Linked DNA regions of Homo sapiens: region 1 is linked to region 2. The links are chromatin loops, found by intact Hi-C in ENCODE. Cell type or tissue: breast epithelium. All regions are shown on one strand. Region 1 has its middle 93 kb from the start of GPR6. Region 2 overlaps FIG4 (FIG4 phosphoinositide 5-phosphatase).

Region 1 (2,500 bases), 68 kb after region 2:
TTTTGTTGGAGAATTTGTGAAGAATTTGTGCTAGTAATATAAAGTTAAGCTTAAATAAAATGTCAGTATCTATAGGAAAACACAAAAATGTTGTACAAGAAAGAAAATAGAATTATATTATTTGGCTTGGCAGTGAATAACAATTATGTGATCAAAATAGCAGAAACACTGAACATTGACTGAAAATGATTGTTATCACTGAGTTGGAAGGTGGGAAAGTGGCAGTAAGACATAAAATAAAACTGTCAAATCCTTATAATAAGAAGTCAATAATTAATGTATCAAGTTGATAAATTTGATGTTAAATCAAGTTAAGCCTACAGCTGCCTCCTTACATATTTTAAGTTCAGCCTAAAGGTTTCTTTGTTCATCATGAACTATAGCCTAAATGGAGTTTGATACAGACCGTAGCCAACTCTTGTACCAATTACTGAGTTTTGGGCAATCAAAGGTGGCCAAGTGTTCAAACCATGTTCAAATAAGGCAAACACCCAGGTATCACCAATCCAGGTGTTTCTGTAGCTCACTTCTGTTTTCTGTACATCACTTTCCATTTCCTGTCCATAAATATTCCACCACATAGCTTCACTGGAGTCTCTGAGCCTACTCTGGCTTAACATGCTGCTCAATTTGTGGATTATTCTTTGCTCAATTAAACTCTTAAAATTAATTTGGCTAAGGTTATTCTTTTAACAAATGGTGTGAGAAGTGAGATCTGAAGTAGAGCTTCTAACAACCCCCCTGAGCGCTGAGTGACCAAGTGAGGTACCCACCGGGCCCATTATGTACATTGCTCTCTCAGAGCAGCTGGAGATTGTGGTAAATTCCCTCTTGAATTCCAAAGCTCTATGGATTTGTATTTTGAGCTCTCTGAGTTTCTTTGAGCAAATTTCTGATCCAAACTGGGTTTGGAAGTCCCAACAGAAACTGGACTGGGTCCACGATTGAATTGGATCTGATAATTAACTGGCTTGAATCCAGTTAGATGACTCTTATGGAGGACTGAGTGGCAATACTGCAGGGGCTGTAGCTGTAAAATTTGGCTTTTGGAAATTCGCAGGGATTTTTGTGTTTACCTATTTTGTTTTATTTTTCTTGCACATTCAAGTAGGAAAAAATCTTTGGCTAAGTTGACCAGGGAACCTGAGAGCATTTCAATGGGAGGATCCAGTCACAGGCACAAAGGAACAGCTCACCTGGACTAGACTCCCACAAGGATAAAAAACTCTCCCACAATCTTTGCAGAGGCATTGGCTGCTGACCTCAAGGCCTACACCCCACCGGACGACAACTGCACCTTGCTACAATATGTGGATGACCTCCTTTTGACAGCCCCAATACGCAAGGACTGCTACTGAGGAACCCAAGGTCTCCCCAACCTCCTATAGAAGGTCAGATATAAGGTGTCCAAGAGAAAAGCTCAAATTTGCCAACAGAAGGTCAAATATTTGGGCTTCGTAGTGACCCAAGGGGAAAGCCAGCTAGGCATTGAATGAAAACAGGCTGTTTGTGCACTCCCAATTCCAGCTACCTGGCACCAGATAAGAGATAAGATAAGAGAGATAAGAGAGTTCTTGGTGGCAGCAGGGTTCTGCCATATCCTCCCACCTCAGCCTCCTGAGTAGCTGAGACCACAGGCATGTACCACCGTGTCTGGCTAATTTTTTATATTTTTGGTAGAGATGATGTTTTGTCATGTTGCCCAGACTGGTCTCAAACTCGTGAGCTCAGGTGATCCACCTGTCTTGGCCTCCCAAAGTGTTGGGATTACAGGTGTAATTGGCCACCACGCCTGGCCAATTGTCATTTTCAGTGCATGTTTTCTGGTTGTATAAAAACTTTCCCATGCAAGAGAGCTGTTGTAACAGTAATAGCTCACTTTACAAAAGTATATATATTTTCACCAGGTAAAAAAAAATACATGGTCTACTCAGTGAAGAAAATCAACCTCTTCATGGTCTACTGACTGGGGAAAATCAACCTCTTCACAATCTAGAACCTGAAGATTGGATCTTTTGAGAACATCAGAGAAAGGCTGTTCTTGCCATACACACTGCAGCAAAACTTCAGGACCTTGACCCACAGTTTTAAGTTCATAATCTCACAACTCGGAAAGGTCCCTCTACATTCTTGGAACTGTACACCTATTGGAAACCTTAAGGTAAAGCTAAACAGGGAAGTTTTTTCCCAGAAGATGGCATCTTTGATGTGGACAGCTTTTTCCCAAGATCACAGATCAAGATTTCTCTACTATTATGAGATTCTTTAATTTTTTTTCCCTTGCTTATGCCTCTATGAACAATAGAAGTGAAAAGCGGGTCTGTTTTGTGAATTCATGGGGTTTACTTTTACTTGTGAAAGATTTTGCAGCCAGCCTTCTACATGGTTAATCTTATACTTTGATATATGGAAGATGAAGGCCCAGTGTGAGTGAGAAATTTCGATGGTACGTACTCATGATCAGTCAGAAACAAAACACTGATGCACTCATCTTACCTAC
Region 2 (2,500 bases):
GGGGGGCACTCAGTTTTCATTTTTGACTTTTGACTACTGTTTAAATTTTCCACATTTATACTTTTATTTATATTAATAATACTAACAGATTATAGGCCATGTTTTCTTTATAATTGCCAGTATTAAAGATAATTAGCATTATTATTTTTTAAAAGATAAAAAAATACAGAATCCAAGGCCCCATTGCTAGAGATTCTAATCCAGTACACTCGGGCCAAAGCCTGGAAATCTGTGCTTTGTACAGTTCTCCATTTGAATGTAACAATAAGCCAGGCTGGGGAGCTGCTCCACTGGATCCTTCACAGGAATGTCCTCAGTAGCCGATGGAACATCCACTGGGCAGAGCACCCCTGACTTCATCCGTCTGCAACCTCAGGACACTTAGGTCTTGTTTTGGAGGCTCATGATCCTACTGATACCTTCTTCCAAAAAACAGTTTTCTGTGATTCTTAGGAAAACTCTGAAAAGATGCAGGTTAAGCATCCCTCCAAACCATCAACGTCATCAAAAACAAGTAAAGCCTGAGACTCACTGCCCAGAGGAGCCTAAGGAGACGTGATGACTAAATGAAATGTGTCCCAAATGGGATCCTGGGACAGTAAAAGGACGTTAGGCAAAAACCAAGTATGGACTGTAGGTAATAATCACGTATCACTATCAGGTCATGAAGTATAGCAAATGTACCGTACTAATGGAAGAAGGTGTTAATAAGACAGGAAATTGTATCCTGCACAGACCCAGTGCTGTGTGGGATACCCAGTCCTTGTTGCCTGTGGCTCACAGCCAAGCCCTCTCTCATTAAACAACATGGAATATGTAGGAACTCTCTGTCCTCTGCACGATAATTCTGTAAATCTAAAGTGGTTCTAAAATTAAAAGTTTATTAGAAAGAAGATGGAAGTCACAAGAAGTGTAATGATGTGACATGACAAAGTCAATGGTAGCTCTTTATAAATAACCAGAAAAAGATGAGACTATCAGAACGCACATGAAGAACCTAAGTAGGGCGTCATCACCTCCATGTGGGAGATAAGACACACGCCATTACTGCAATCCATTGGTCTGAGTTTCCAGGAGTGACAGCAGGAGTGGCTACCGCTGCTTCTGTTCTAGGAAATGTGAGGACAGAAGGGACTGATTGCTCCAAAAGGTCGCCGTATAAATGTCTGATGGATGACCAGTTGTGCAGAGGAAGCATCTGGCCCTGCATCCAGGCAGGGAGAAAGGATGACTCTGGTAGGAGCACTTATGTTCTTTGCCCTTTGAGAACAGCTGTTGTGTGCTTGATGTACCACCTGTCCTTTGTTGGCAGAAAAGCCCTTTCAGAGCAGACCCAGTACTGTGCAGGAGAACCAGTCCATGTTGCCTGTGGCTCAGAGCCAAGCCCTCTCTCATTAAACAACAGCCGAAATGTTTGAGTTAGAGCCTACAAACAATGCAGCCGAATATTGGTGGATGCTTCCCGAGTGTTTGTGATAATAAACGCAGCTGAAACAGAGAAAAGCTGCACTTCTTTTTATACTAAGGTAGACAATGTGTCCAGCATATGGGAGGGAAATTGTACTGTTTATAAATTGCATTCTGAATTGGAAGCATTTTACCTATTTCAGGTCAGAAAATCATCAAGCTTTATTTCTCTAAAGCCAAAAGTTATTTTTAAAATACAAATAACCTTTTTATTTTACAGCTCTCAGAGAGTGTGTAAAAAAAAAAAAAAAGAGTATAATTCTACCATACCTGGACCAACATGAAATATCAATGGCAAAGGCTAAAACATAAAAAGTGCCACCATTGCCACTCATATATGTGCGTATGGCAGACTGTCCTTTCTCTCTCCTTGAGGAGCAAACATACATGTGCTCAGCTGCTGAAAGGGTCCACTCTCTGCCAGAAGCATCTAGGAACACAGGTCTCCTGGCGGCCTGGGAGCTTGCTCCTGGTTAAAATAAGAGGGCTGGTGCTGGATTTCTTTACCTGTTAGCTTGGCTGTGTTGGCCAGGGTTCAGCTGCAGAAAGCATAATCTGCTCTAGGTAAATTAAATAGAAAGTGATTTATTATAGGATTTTAGGTAGCTTTCAGGATCGCTGGAGAGCTGAAGAAGTAGACCCTAGACCAAACTTCCACAAATGACTCCCAAAACCATATGGCAAACCATCAGAGGAGCTGCTGTGTCTGCCTTCATCAGGAAGCTGTCACAGCAGCTGCTGGCTCCAAAACCAGCCACCTCAGCTATACAGTTGTCCCCCTTTATCCACAGTTTCTCTTTCTGCAGTTTCAGTTACCTGAAGTACAGAACAGTAAGACATTTTGAGAGATGGAGACGCTATTCACATAACTTTTTTTTTTTTTTTAAGACAGAGTTTCGCTCTTGTTGCCCAGGTTGGAGGGCAATGGCGCGATCTTGGCTCACCACAACCTCCACCTCCTGGGTTCAAGCAATTCTCCTGCCTCAGCCTCCCAAGTAGCTGGGATTACAGGCATGCACCACCATGCCCGGCT

The links. Peaks named below come from ENCODE experiments on the same cell type or tissue, not always from the same donor. Only the 100,000 strongest peaks of a DNase experiment are listed, where the experiment ranks them.
Region 1: it touches region 2 in a loop (20-fold over the local background); 1 of 110 quality-filtered maps calls a loop at or near these places.

What each region holds. Positions count from the first base shown.
Region 1 is chr6:109,883,968-109,886,467 of GRCh38, forward strand. No RefSeq gene overlaps it. Among named protein-coding and RNA genes, the nearest start is that of GPR6, 93 kb to the right of the region's middle. In breast epithelium, no CTCF peak of the experiment used is centred here; no DNase peak of the experiment used is centred here.
Region 2 is chr6:109,815,866-109,818,365 of GRCh38, forward strand. The region is part of intron 22 of FIG4 (FIG4 phosphoinositide 5-phosphatase); the gene reads left to right. Among named protein-coding and RNA genes, the nearest start is that of FIG4, 130 kb to the left of the region's middle. In breast epithelium, no CTCF peak of the experiment used is centred here; a DNase peak (open chromatin) is centred at 1,320.